Linked DNA regions of Homo sapiens: region 1 is linked to region 2. The links are chromatin contacts, found by Hi-C or POLR2A ChIA-PET in ENCODE. All regions are on one chromosome and are shown on one strand. The core of a region is the stretch at or near the end of the contact, and the rest is flanking DNA. Distances in the headings are between cores, read along the strand shown. Region 1 overlaps CDH1 (cadherin 1). Region 2 holds the start of CDH3 (cadherin 3).

What was found. A loop is a pair of places that touch in the nucleus more often than their neighbours do. ChIA-PET counts read pairs that join two places held with the same protein, here RNA polymerase II (POLR2A). Pooled maps may share reads with other maps.
Region 1: a pooled map shows a loop between it and region 2 (2.2-fold over the local background). The contact joins the enhancer-like site here to the promoter of CDH3 in region 2. A Hi-C loop is called at or near these places in 1 of 50 pooled maps. POLR2A ChIA-PET finds 5 or more read pairs at or near these places in 6 of 52 experiments (GM12878, H1, Panc1 and 3 more).

What each region holds. Positions count from the first base shown.
Region 1 is chr16:68,776,027-68,783,541 of GRCh38, forward strand. The region is part of intron 2 of CDH1 (cadherin 1); the gene reads left to right. Among named protein-coding and RNA genes, the nearest start is that of CDH1, 42 kb to the left of the region's middle. RefSeq lists enhancers at 3,108-3,711, 3,712-4,313, 4,315-4,459, 4,999-5,143, 5,989-6,088 and 2 more and cis regulatory regions at 4,387, 5,071. Within about 2 kb of position 2,970, at least 11 of the 41 ENCODE cell types and tissues checked have a DNase peak (open chromatin) inside an H3K27ac peak, as active enhancers do.
Region 2 is chr16:68,640,540-68,647,349 of GRCh38, forward strand. CDH3 (cadherin 3) reads left to right here and starts at 4,771. Exons shown (of 16, transcript NM_001793.6): 1 at 4,771-4,885; 2 at 5,097-5,211. The coding sequence starts at 4,841. CDH3-AS1 (CDH3 antisense RNA 1) reads right to left here and starts at 5,662. Exons shown (of 2, transcript NR_186394.1): 1 at 5,441-5,662; 2 at 3,709-5,201. RefSeq lists an enhancer at 4,751-5,275.

The DNA.
Region 1 (7,515 bases), core at 1,720-4,219, 130 kb after region 2:
AGTGCAGTGGTGCAATCTTGGCTTACTGCAACCTCTACCTCCCACCCCCAGGTTCAGGCTACTCTTGTGCCTCAGCCTCCCAAGTAGCTAGCTGGGACTGTAGGCACGCACCACCATGCCTGACTAAGTTTTGTATTTTTAGTAGAGATGGGGTTTTACCATCTTGACCAGGCTGGTCTCAAACTCCTGACTTCAAGTGATCCACCCACCTTGGCCTCCCAAAGTGTTGGGATTACAGGTGTGAGCCACCGCACCAGGCCTATTTTAGATTTCTTTTAATGTAGTAGCAGGTAACAAGCATAGTTCATATACTTTTACTATTTTTAATAATGACCAACGTTTCCTGAACATGAATAGTGGATTAAAGTGCTGAGTGGCATGCCTGGTGCACAGCAGGAGTCCAATATTAGCTATGGACAGTACCTGACATTCAGCGGATTTGAATCATTCAGACTTGAAACTGCACTATAATATTTTACTTAGTAAAATCTCATTAAAAATTTTTTTTAAATAGTATGTTTTGTAGAGACAGGGGTCTCACTATATTGCCCAGGCTAGTCTCGAGTTCCTGGGCTCAAGCTATCCTCCTACCTTGGCTTTTTCAAAGTGCTGGGATTATAGGCATGAGTTCCTGCACCTGGCATAAAGTTTCATTTTATATTGCAGCTTTTAAAGAATGGGAGTGCATCACATCTACTTTTAAAGGAAAGCTGAGCATGTTTTGAGTTATGCACAGTTTTCAGCAAAACAGCCCATGCATGAAATCCAACAGGCTTGTCAGATTAGGCTGGTCACTTTACATTATATACTTTCTCATGTAGTTCTCACGACAGTCCTGTTATTTAGAGATTGCCATTCGGCCCATCTTATAGAGAGGAAACTAAGGCTTAGAGAGGGTAAGTGACTTAACCTCAAGTATGTCTGAGTGGTGGAGCTGAAACCTCAATCTTGGTGTGGCTGACTTCAGACTTGTTACTTGTAACCACCGTGCAGTCCCAAGCTTGTGTTTGTTGCTGTTCCAAATGCAACATTGGTGCCTCTAAGCCTCATATCATGAACTGGTTCAGAGAGAGAAAGCCACAGTCCCCCCAGGTTCATTTAGTGTGTGTTCAGGTGTGTTGGCATGGTGCTTCCTTCAGTCTTTCTCAAGCCTCATAGGCAGAAAACCCTTCATGAAAGCATAGTGGTCAAGAGCCACGGGCTCTGGGGCCAGACGGCCTGTGCTTGCTCGAATTCCAGGTTCACACCAGTAACTTGTAAGTTATGTGACCTTGGGCAAGTTACTCAACCCTCATATGCCTCAGTTTTCTCATTTGTCAAATGGAGACAATAATAGTACCTAATTCATACTATTATTATGAAAATAAATGACTAATATAAGCCTGGCATGCAGTGTGCTCTAGAGCATTAGCTGCTAATATTATCTCTGCCACCAAAGGCTTTAGCCAAGACTGCCTTCAAAAGCAGTGTTTGTGGGGTGGTAGTGTTCTAGAAAAGGTAATGTTTCCTTTTTTTTTTTTTTTTTTTTTTTGAGAAGGGGGTCTGATTCTGTCACCCAAGCTGGAGTGCAGTGGTGGTGCAACCACGGCTTATTGCAGCCTCGACCTCCCAGGCTCAAGCCATCCTCCCATCTCAGCCTCCTGAGTGGCTTGACTATAGGCATGCACCACCACACCTGGCTAATTTTTGTATTTTTAAATTTTTTATTTTTATCATTATTTTTGAGATGGGGTCTCACTCTGTTGCCCAGGCTGGAGTGCAGTGGCACAATTTCAGCTCACTGCAACCTTTGCCTCCCAGGTTCAAGCGATTCTCCTGCCTCAGCCTCCCAAGTAGCAGGGACTACAGGCGCACACCACCACGCCCAGCTAACTTTTGTATTTTTAGTAGAGATGGGGTTTTGCCATGTTGGCCAGACTGGTCTCAAACTCCTGACCTCAGGTGATCCACCTGCCTTGGCCTTCCAAAGTGCTAGGATTACAGGCATGAGCCACCATGCCTGGCCAGAAATTGGACACTTTATTTATTTATTTATTTTTGAGACGGAATCTCGCTCTGTTGCCCAGGCTGGAGTGCAGTGGTGCAATCTCAGTCCCCTGCAACCTCCACCTCCCGGGTTCAAGCAATTCTCCTGCCTTAGCTTCCCAAGTAGTTGGGGCTACAGGCACCTGCCACCATGTCCAGCTAATTTTTGTATTTTTAGTACAGACGGGGTTTCACCATATTGGCCAGGCTGGTCTCGAATTCCTGACCTTGTGATCCGCCTGCCTTGGCCTCCCAAAATGCTGGGATTACAGGTGTGAGCCACCGTGCCCGACCAATTGTACACTTTAAATTGGTGAATTTTGTGTTGTGTTAATGATATCTCAATATTTTTTGAAATGCCAACAGGGAACAAATCATCATTAGTGAAACAGCTCTTGTTCAGATTAGTAAGTAGAGCTCCAGTCCTGAGCTTTTAGTAAACAATTGTGAGCCCCAGTGATTCCACGTGGTCCTGCCCTATGTGTAGAGCCTTGGTTTGCAGCCTTCCCAGAAACAGAAATGCTTCTGGGAAACCACAGCTCCCTACCTGCTGAAGGAAATGGACACCTGAGATAAGCTGAATATATTGTGTGTGTAATCAGAAGGCAGGCAGGCAGGCCGGTTTTCCAGATGAGCCTAAGCTAATGGCTTAAAAGGGTGTTTAAAAGAGAAAGCAGTAGCCTGACTGGTCTGAACTCCTGCCCTGTCAGCAGAAACGGTGCAGTCACAATGAGAAGGGAAAGAGTATTTAACGCTGGTATGAACGGCAAGCCTCTGCCTCCTGATTTAGTTAATAAGCAGTTTTCCTATGGAATTGATTGAGGGGGAGAGAGGTTTTTCTCTTCCTGGCTCCCTTGGTGTGTGCCCTCTCATGTCAGAAGGCAGGAAGTTCTCTGGGAATTCACACCAGAGGTTTTGCCATTATTTAAGCAAATTAAGGCCTTTGGGAACAGCCAGGTGGCCTTTCAGGTTTTGTCAGGGCCAAAAAGCCCTATCACCTGCCAAGGTGTTGAGTCAACTTATTTACAGTGCTCAGAGCCAGTTCCTGTGCTGCTGAAATCCCTGAAGGCCTGCTCTAAATGGGCCTGGTCAGACATCAACACCGCCTGCCTCATCAGCACTTTTAGCCTTCCACCTGCAGTGCGGGCTTGACTGAGATGCCCCAGTGGCTTGTCCTGGGAAAACTGCTCCCATCTGTAAGCTGCCACCCTCCTTTGGTGACTTTGCCTCTCTCTGCCTCTTTACTCCCTGCACAGAGGGGCAAAGAGGCACATCCTCCAGGGAGGCAGGGCTAGGTGGAAGTTAAGGTGATGGGCTTTGGGGTCCGGCAGGCCTGAGTTCAATTCCCAGCTCTGCTGTGTGCTGTTATAGCTACGTGGCCTTGGGCAAATCCCTTACCACTGTGAGTATTGCTTTATTCACCTGTGAAATGGGAGTAACACGGTACCTACCTTCTAGGCTGTTGTGAAGATTAACTGCAATTCTGCATGGTGCTTCTGATAGGGTCAGTAACTGAGGGGTTGGCCGGGCACGATGGCTCACACCTGTAATCCCAGCACTTTGGGAGGCCGAGCAGGCAGGAGGATCACAAAGTCAAGAGATCGAGACCATCCTGGCCAACATGATGAAACCTCGTCTCTACTAAAAATACAAAAATTAATTGGGCATGGTGGCACATGCCTGTAGTCCCAGCTACTCGGGAGGCTGAGAAGAATTGCGTGAACCTGGGAGGTGGAGGTGACAGTGAGCCAAGATCACACCACTGCACTCCAGCCTGGCAACAGATGAGTGCTGGGGGTGTTGGAGGGAGGCTGGAGAATGAAAGGGAGGCAACTGAGGCCACAGTGTCTGGCTGTTTCCAATCCCCCCATCCCCAGCTGAAACCCTCTCATCTGCAGATAACTCCAAGACACTCCTTACTTCTCCCAGAATAAAAGCCCGGCTCTCTACAATGAGGCTCCAGCTACGTCTGACTTTGTCACTGACTACCCTTGTGTCACTCGCTCTACTCAGCCACCACCCTGGATTGGCTTCCAACCAAGTTGTGTTTGCTTTTCCCTCTGCCTGAAATGTCCTTCCAAAGGGGACCGTGTGGCTCCCTTCCTCCCTCCTTCCCTCCCTTCCAGCAAGTCTTAGGTCTCAGCTAAAACTGCCTTTGCTCTAAGTCACCTTCATTGCCTTTGACATGGCACACCACTGCCTCCAGCACTCCCTCCTTATCCTTCCTCCCTGTTTATTTTATTTTATTATTTTTTGTTTATTTATTTTGAGACAGAGTCTCCCTTTGTCACCCAGGTTGGAGTGCAGTGGCATGATTTTGGCTCACTGCAACCTGTACCTCCTGGGTTCAAGTGATTCTCTCCTGCCTCAGCCTCCCAAGTAGCTGGGATTACAGGTGTGCACCACCACACCTGGCTAATTTTTGTATTTTTAGTAGAGATAGGGTTTCGCCATGTTGGCCAGGCTGATTTCAAGTGATCTACCCATCTCGACCTCCCAAAGTGCTTGGGATTACGGGCTTCGGCCACCATGCCCAGCACCTGTTCTATTGTTTTCTCTACAGCGTTTACTACCTTATTGTATGTTTTTGGCTAAAGGGCCTTGGAGTCAACCCCAGGAGAACAGTGCTGATGAATCAGGAGTGGCGCTCCCATAACTTCATGCGTCTTCAAAGCTGGCTAGTACTGCACCTCATTCTCGTGATTTCATGCCCACAGTTACCTCCAGGGTGTTGGCTGAGCAGAGCAAGTGACATGAGGGTAGTTGGTGACAAAGTCAGAAGTAGCTGAGGCCTCACTGTAGAGAGCTGGGCTTTTATTCTGGGAAAAGTGAGTCTCTGGAGGGCTCTGCATAGAGCAGAGGCTTGTCATGGCCTGACCGAGGTTGTAGCAAGCTCAATGCGGCTACTGTGTAGAGAAGACGCCGTAGCAACCTGGGCCAGAATTGGGAAGATTAAGGAGCTACTGCAATGGTCCAGGAGTCCAGAGATGAATTGAGTCTGTGGGGAAAAAAGTGTCGGCTGACAAGCCGTTCTGTCTCCATGTTCTCCTCTCACCTTTTGACCACCCTGTCCCCACTCCTCAGCTGTGCTTTGTATTTTGTAATTCGCAGCACTCAAAGCACTCACACAGGAGGCCTGACATTATTTATCTGCAGGTCAGAGGGTTTGAGTTGAGGGTGGGGGTATTGGAAACAATTAGGCATTGTGGCCTCAGTTGCCTCCGCTTCATTCTCCACCCTCCTCCACACACCCGCAGCACTCATTTTAACCCCTCAGTATGTCTTTTACTTTTTCCTTCCTTTTTAGAGTTAGGGTCTCACTCTGTCATCCAGGCTGGTGTGCAATGGTGTGATCACGGCTAGTTGCAGCCTTGACCTCCTGGGCTCAAGCAATTAACTCCACCTCAGCCTGCCCAGTAATTGGGACTACAGGAGCATGCCACTACACCTGGCTAATTTTTTCTTTTTTTAGAGATGGGGTCTTGCCATGTTGCCCAGGTTGGTGTCGAACTCCTGAGCTCAAGCAATCCATCCCCCTTGGCCTCCCAAAGTGCGGGGATAACAGGCATGCAACACCATGCCCGGCCAATTTTTTAATTTTCTTTATTGACAGGGTCTCACTATGTTGCCCAGGCTGATCTCAAACTCCTGGACTCGAGTGATCTCCCTGCCTTAGCCAAACTGCTGGGATTACAGGCCTGAGCAATCATGCCGGGCCCCCTCAGTATATCTTTAATCCCTTTGGGATCTGAGACTCTTTGAGAGACTGTTGAAGACCACAGAGCCTCCCACAGGTGCCCATATCTTAACCCACAGTTCCAGGGGGCCCATGCCTTCCTTGATGCCCTTCACTAGCCCAAACCTTGGCTCAAATCCTAGGCACTCACTGCTAAGGCCTCAAGGAGGGGGTCAGAAAAACAAAACCGCAGCCCAGGAAACTCCTTTCATGGCCACAGAGATGTTTCCAGATGGCCTGAGAAGGGAGTGGTTGGTGTGGGCAGCTGCTGTTCCCCATGGTATCAAATCTTTGATCAAGAGGGGTGGAAAAGGATTGACTTTCTCAAGTTCAGGGCTTCCTTCTGGCTCCACAGGCACCCCCCACAGGCAAGGGACCACCACACCCAAAGGCAGGAGTGGCCAATCCTGAGGGCGTGGACGGGGGCCACAGGGAGGCAGTCCACACCCTCAGGATTTGACCCTACAGGGAAGGCCCTGGGGATGTTGCCCTGTCCCAGGAACCTGCACACCCACCTTGGGGGCACTGCCTCTCCTTAGGGTGACCTCAGAGGCAGTTGCAGAAGTTTCGAGTTCTGCAAAAGCCATCTGTGGCAGAACAGGAGCGGCAGCTTACCACATACAAACTCTTCAAATGTTCCCACCAACTGTGACAGGTGGGGGCCACTCTGTAGTTGAAGAGGAAACTAAGACTCAAGCGTTTAACTTTCCTGAAGTTAACACAGCTAGTCAGAGGCACAGTTTGCATTCAAGTCCACATCTATCTAGACTCCAGGCCTAAGCGCTGACCGTTAGTGCTCTATGAGGCAGCACCTGGTAAAGCCACCTGTGCTTTGAGGGGGCGTTCAGGAGGCTACAGCCTAGTTCTGTGTAGGGTCAGATTATCTTGTTCTTTCTTCTCTCCGCTGGCCCACATCTTACCCTCTGGTGCCATTGTGACCGATCCTTCGCAAAGGAGTCAGCCCTAGAATTGTTGACAGTGAGCCCGTTTCCTGCCCCTCACCCCACACAGGGTTCCTTCCCATCCTTGCCCCTCCGTCCCTGGACCAGCTCCATGGGTCAGTGTTCCTCTTAGAGCATGACTCTTGGAAAAAAAACAGCACTTATCATTGAGGTCATCAGATTGCAACCCTGAGAATGTACTTATCAAACCACAAATAGAATCAGAGAAGGACTATATAGTCTCCCATATCCTAAGTGTCTCATTTCTGAAAACACAACTGAAATCTGGTTTTGGAAGCCACATCACATGTTGCCTATTGAGATTACGGTCAACTGAACACCCATCCCTCCTTTGGTTCAACCCTCTCATTAAAGAAAAGAAAAAGGGCCGGGAGTGGTGGCTCACTCCTGTAATCCTGGCACTTTGGGAGGCCGAGGCAGGCAGATATCCTGAGCTCAGGAGTTCGAGACCAGCCTGGGTAACATGGCGAAACCCCGTCTCTACTAAAAATACAAAAATTAGCCAGGCATGGTGGCACATGCCTGTAATCCCAGCTACTCAGGAGGCTGAGGCACGAGAATCGCTTGAACCCAGGAGGTGAAGGTTGCAGTGAGCTAAGATGATGCCACTGCACTCCAGCCTAGGTGACAGAGTATCTCAAAAAAAAAAAAAAAAGAAAAAAGAAAAAAAGAAAAAAAAGTTTGTTTATGTGAACATAGGAAAACAAACACAAGCCAATTTAAATGGTACCTAAGAGCCTAAAAGTGTCTGCCTGTCAGCAGTTCATCTGAGACAAGCAGTGTTACCGATTT
Region 2 (6,810 bases), core at 3,521-6,020:
AGGAGGCTGAGGCGGGAGAATCGCTTGAACCTAGGAGGCGGAGGTTGCAGTGATCCCAGATCGCACCACTGCACCCTAACCTGGGCGACACAGCGAGACTCCATCTCAAAAAAAAAAAAAAAAATTAGCCAGGCGTGATGGCACACACCTTTATTTCCAACTACTTGGGAGGGTGAGGTGGGAGGATCGCACTTGAGCCTGACAGGTTGAGGCTGCAGTGAGCTGTGATCATGCCACTGCACTGCACCCCTGCTGGGGTGACAGCAAGACCCTGTCTCAAAAAAAAAAAAAAAAAAAGTCTGACTGTTTCAGACCCACTCCATAATGACCAATCTGAACCAAGCCGTTTCATCTTTTGCCTGGATAACTGCAATGGAGCCCCCACCAGCCTCCCTGCTTCCCTTGTCCCTTATAATTTTCTCAACATCACTCCTCTGCTCAAAACCAACAGTGGCTGCCTCCCCTGGTTCCCCAAGTAGGGGCCAAAGTTCTTACAATGGCCTACATGCTCTACAAGGTGTGATCCTGGCCCTCCCATACTCTGACTCACTTCCTACTTGCTCTCTCTACTCCAGCCACACTGGCTTTCTTGCTGTTCCAAGTAATCTACTGTCTCGGGGCCTCTGCCCTGTTTTCTCTGCCTGGAATGCTCTTTCCAAAGCGTGGTTCCTTCACTTCCTTCAAGTCTTTGTTCTAATGCCACTTTATGAGTAAGGCCTCTGGGCTTTCTTGTTTGCTCTCCGAGTTCCCATCATTTTCTGCCCTTCTGTGCCCTGTCCTGAGCCTGGGGAGAATGACCCCTCTAGAAAGCAACCTGGGCTTTCTTGCCTCAGGCTTCTGAGTGGGTTTGGTGAATGGGAGGTGCCACCAGGAGATGAAAGGCAAGAGGGGAGAGATGCTGGGGTATTTTTTTTCCCTGCACTTTCTCTGCTCTGCTCTGGGCAGTGGCTGTGCCTTCCTCGATCACAGCTGCATTTGGGAATGGATCCCACACTTCCCTGTCCCCTTATCCACGGACTTCCAATAACATGATTTCCTCTCTGACCTTCAGTTCTCAAAGTAGTCATGCCTTCCAGCTTTTGTTTGTCTCTCTGGTGCCTCAACACCCCTGTTGTCTGGGCTCCCTGAACCCTGCCCATTTCTCTCGTCCCTTCCTTAAGACTTGAACCTCCCGGCTGGGCGCAGTCTCTAACGCCTGTAATCCCAGCACTTTGGGAGATCGAGGCGGGCAGATTGCCTGAGGTCAGGAGTTTGAGATCAGCCCGGCCAACATGGTGAAACCCTGCCTCAACTAAAAATACAAAAATTAGCTGGGGATGGTGGCAGGCACCTGTAGTCCCAGCTACTCGGGAGGCTGAGGCAAGAGAATCGCTTGAACCCGTGAGGCGGAGGTTGCAGTGAGCCGAGATCTCGCCATTGCACTCCAGCCTGGGCATGGCAGCGAGATGTCTCAAAAAAAAAAAAAAAAGTGCAGTTGCTATGGAAAACAGTATGGTGTTTCCTCAAAAAATAAAGCAGGCTGGAGTGCAGTGGTGTGATCATAGTTCACTGCAGCCTCAACCTCCTGGGCTCAAGCTATCCTCCCGCCTTAGCCTTCTGAGTAGCTGGGACTACAGGCCCGTGCCAGCAAGCCTGGCTAATTTTTTTTTTTGTATTTTTTGTAGAGACAGGGGTCTCGCTGTGTTGCCCAGGCTGGTGTCAAACTCCTGGGCTCATCCACCCACCTCAGCCTTCTAAATGGGATTACAGGCGTGAACCACTGCCCACTGCGCCGGGCCCCCCTGTCCTTGTTCTTGTACACGGTACATGTTACCATCTAACATATTATATTTCCACGTATTTTTTCACTTTCCTCTACCCTCCACACTCTGGATGGCAAGTCCGAAGGCGCAGGGATGTTTGTTCACTGTTGTATCTTAAGTGGTTGGCACATCGCCGGCTGTCAGCAAATGTTTTTGAAATGAATGAATGAGTGAATGACCGACAAGGGGAGCTAAGGGGAAGGCAGCGGTGCGGTCCGCGTCGCAGGCAGAAGAGCTGACTCTCCAATCTCCGCTCCTCTCTCCGCCCCCGTCCGGAATGCTGAGTGCCCGAGAAGGAGGCGGAAATGAGCGCGCTCAACAGCCCACCAGCCGGGTGTTTACTTAATTAGGGCCTGCATCCCGAGGCTCGTTTGTGTTTAACCGTCCGCCTAATGGCTTCGTCTGGCTCCGGGCGGGCGCGGGGGAACCTGCGAGGCGAGCGTAGGCCTGGCCACCCTGTCCCGCCGGGGGCCCACTCCATTGCGCCGCGCGGGTGCGCGTAGACCTGACCTCCCCTCGGGCATAAAAAGCGCCCTGCGGGAGATCCAGGCCGGGAGGGCGCGGAGCTCAGCGAGCAGCCCCAGGCTTTCCCAACCGCGTGGTCCACCCCCAGCCTCAGTCCCAGCCCCAGCTGCTGGGCTCACCCGCCGGCTAAGGGAATGCTCCCGAGATACCAGATGCCAGTTGCTCGTTGTACCCTCAGCCATGAAATTGGAGGATTACAACGCTTCTCATTCTCTTAATTCAGGGGATGTGGGGATGCTAGAAAGAGAGACGGCTCGCCAGACATCTGAGAGCAATAATACCAGGCAGCATTTGGGCACTTGCTGTGTGCCAGATATGATGTTTAGCGTTTTAAACCTTCTAATTTATTTAATACTCATCTATGAGAGGGTAAAATACTAAGATCATAACAGCCCCATTTGACAGATGCAGAACTGAGGCCCAGGGGGTTTATTTTACTTCCCCGAGGCTTCAGCGCTACTAAGGGGTGGGACCTGGATTTGAACCCAGGTGGGGCCGGCCTTAAGGGCCCATGCTAGGCCTGAGAGAGCAAGACCCCCACCCTCGCAACGCAAGCAATCCATGGCTTAGCCACAGGCCTGGCGGGGAGGAGGACGGATAGATTACCAGGTTAGCCCTGGAAGGTCAAAGAATCTGTCATTTAAAACTCCAGGCTGGGCCCCGTTTCTCACGCCTGTAATCCCAGCACTTTAGGAGGCCAAGGGAAGCGGATCACTTGAGGTCGGGAGTTCGAGACCAGCCTGGCCAATATAGCGAAATCCCGTCTCTACTAAAAATACAAAAATTAGCCTGGTGTGGTAGTGGGCGCCTGTAGTCCCAGCTACTCGGGAGGCTGAGGCAGGAGAGTCGCTTGAACCTGGGAGGCGGAGGTTGCAGTGAGCAGAGATGACGCCACCGTACTGGACGACAGTGAGACTCCATCTCAAAAAAACAAACAAAACAAAAAAACCTCTCCAGTCTCCAGTCCGTTCCTCAAACCCCTAAATCTGAGCTGGGGACGGGGAGGGAGAAGGACCAGGAGGTGGCATCCAGGGCTTCTCAAGGCAGCAGCAGAAGGTGAAGGAGGAGTGAGGGGACAGGTGAGAGAGACTGACCGGGAAAGCTCAGCTCCGTGGGGAAGGGCTTGTGGGGTAGTGATTGAGACTCAGGACCGTTTTCATGGCCAGAGCCCACTTGTGTGCAGCAAGAGGAAAGCACTTCGTGTCTAACGTAGTGGAATGAGAGTAACGTAGAAGAACAACGAATCCCAGGTCTGGCGTTTATCTCCTAGGAAGGGTGTGGGAGAGCTGTTTTCCAAGGGAGACTCTCTGGAGGCTGCTTTGCGCAGCAAGCAGTTTTTACCCAGATTATATACAGTATTTCAGACCAATTTCAAAACCTCTGCGTTTTAAAAATTGTCTTTATTTACATTTTACAGAAAGTTGAGAAAGTGTTATTTATATGGGGGGTAGGGGTGCTGGAGATTATGAGACTAATAACAACCCTCTTAGCTCGCACCCTTTGGCACCACTACAGCTTCCAAACTCTGGGACTTTCTCGACTAGCTTCCCTTTGTTTAGCTGTGAAATGGAAGAAGCGGTCCGGGTGTGGCGGCTCATGCCTGTAACCTGAGCACTCTGGGAGGCGGAGGATCGCTTGAGTCCAGAAGTTCAAGACCAGCTTGGGCAACATAGGGTGACCCTCCACCCTCCCCCCGCCCCACCACATCGCTACAAAAAATTTTTAAAAATTAGCCGGGTGTGGTGGCGCAAGCCTGTAGTCTCAGCGGGAGCTGAGGGAGGAGAATCGCTTCAGCCCGGGAGGTCGAGGCTGTAGTGAGCCGAGATCGCGCTACTGCACTCCTGGGCGACAGAGCGAGACCCTGTCTCCAAAAAAAAAAAAAAAAGAAAAAAGAGGAAGTTGTATCCAATTCAGAAACGCGGTCCTTCGGGACCTGCTAGTTTTATACCCCGGAGGATCCTCCCCGGCGGGCTGGCACGGGAGGTGGAGAAAGAGGCTTGGGCGGCCCCGCTGTAGCCGCGTGTGGGAGGACGCACGGGCCTGCTTCAAAGCTTTGGGATAACAGCGCCTCCGGGGGATAATGAATGCGGAGCCTCCGTTTTCAGTCGACTTCAGATGTGTCTCCACTTTTTTCCGCTGTAGCCGCAAGGCAAGGAAACATTTCTCTTCCCGTACTGAGGAGGCTGAGGAGTGCACTGGGTGTTCTTTTCTCCTCTAACCCAGAACTGCGAGACAGAGGCTGAGTCCCTGTAAAGAACAGCTCCAGAAAAGCCAGGAGAGCGCAGGAGGGCATCCGGGAGGCCAGGAGGGGTTCGCTGGGGCCTCAACCGCACCCACATCGGTCCCACCTGCGAGGGGGCGGGACCTCGTGGCGCTGGACCAATCAGCACCCACCTGCGCTCACCTGGCCTCCTCCCGCTGGCTCCCGGGGGCTGCGGTGCTCAAAGGGGCAAGAGCTGAGCGGAACACCGGCCCGCCGTCGCGGCAGCTGCTTCACCCCTCTCTCTGCAGCCATGGGGCTCCCTCGTGGACCTCTCGCGTCTCTCCTCCTTCTCCAGGTACTCCACAGCCTCGCCGTGGCCCCGACCGGGACCGCTCCCTGGGGGGCGGGCGGGGTCCGCATGGGGCAGTGGCGTCGGGGAGAGCGCGGGGCTGCGCTCCCTGGGGCCAAGGGAGTCCCGGAAGGCCCGTGAGGACCCTGCGGTGTGGGGAGTGCAGGGCCGGGCACGCCTGGACCCAGCCTCCTTCACTCTCTGCCCTCGGGCGCAGGTTTGCTGGCTGCAGTGCGCGGCCTCCGAGCCGTGCCGGGCGGTCTTCAGGGAGGCTGAAGTGACCTTGGAGGCGGGAGGCGCGGAGCAGGAGCCCGGCCAGGCGCTGGGGAAAGGTAAGATCCTCAGGGTGGAACCGCAGGGTAGGGGCCGCACGTGACCATTTTGGTGTGGACCGCGCGAGGGGTGTTCGGGCCGGGGCAAGGGACTCCTGGCGCCACCTCAGTTCCCGGGGAGGCGCAGAACGCGCCTCGGGGGCTGGGATTGGGGGTGGTGGCTGACGGAGAAGGCTGGGCAGCAGAGCGCCTATGACATCCAGCCCCTTGTCCGGTAGCCACTGCTTACCTTGACCCCCTCCTCCGAGATGCCGGATGGCTGAGCCCCTCACCCAGTCTCGACGTGGGAAGTTCTCCCCCGCTGGCCCCAGCAGAGGAATGCGCCGGCCACATTCTTCCCCCAACCCGCGCGCAGGTGTGGGGATGAGCCGTGCCCCGGGCAGCCCCCTTCGCCCCTCTCGGGCCCCCTTTGTGAACCGTGCTTTGTGTCTCCGACAGACAGACCGGGTCTGTTTCTTTTCTCCGAGCTTCCCTACCCCGCCCCCCTTCTTCCTCGGCAGCTGGAATGCACTCTTAACCCTGCTCTTCCCGGAGGGCCTGCGCCCTTGTAGCCTGCCTGGAAACTGGGCCCTGGCACACCTGGGCTGGGGCCATCACGTACGGGAACCACCCCGCCCCCAGCGTCTGGGGCCTGGGATGCTAGGTCACTGGGGGGAGTTTGAGGGGGACAGTGTCCCAAGCTGGCAGGCCTGGGGCTATGGGGGCGATGGACGGGAGATCAAAGCACATTTTTGATCCCTCAGTTACTCCTACCCCCCCCCTCCCCGCCCCAAGTTCAAAAACCTGAGGGGGTGGGCGGTGCAACGTTAGTGAGGAGAACCAGTGTGTTATGAGACCCAGGCGGTTGGTTGCTGGCTAGTGGAGGGCTTTCTCCCTCTAGGTTAAGAGGACAATGGATGGGGGCTCCAGCAAGGGTTGAAACCTAGTTCTTAAACGGGTATAACCCTGGATCCTTGGGTCGGGTTTCAGAGGATCCTTACACTGAAATTTTTGGGAACTTGAGTATTCATTTTTAGGGGGAAGGAACCGTGGCTTACCTGGCCTTCAAAACACTGAGAACCCTTGCTACCTAGCATTCTTCTAAAGTCTCCATCAACTTATCCCTCACCCCAGGCACAAACTCCCACTGCTTGAATGTGGGGCTGTCAATGCCTAGGGGACAGAGTGGCTCTCTTTTATTTCTCCAAAAGAGGATTGAGGACCTTGAGTCTGTGGAGGCCCTTTTTAAAAAAATTCTTTCTGCAAATAACTGCAGATTGACAAAACAATTAACACCCAGGCTAGGCTAGGCTCCTTAAACCCTTGGCTGTAGGGAGCTGAGGAGAGGCATTAAGAAGCCATGCCTCATAAACTTTAAATTCTTGCGCAGGGGTTTATTACTGGCTGGCTAACAAACTGCAACTCAGCCAACCTGTAAAAATGTGAATTCGGGCAGGGCCCCAAATCCAATTCCGGCTCCCTGAGGAAGCCTTATTGCTAACCAGACTTCTGCCAAATCTACGCCCCCTCCCCCCGCCCCATTGTCAAGTTCTCTGACTACAGTCTCCCAGAATAGGCTATAGCCTTGAGTGTTGTCTGTACCTTATCTTTCCTACTGAA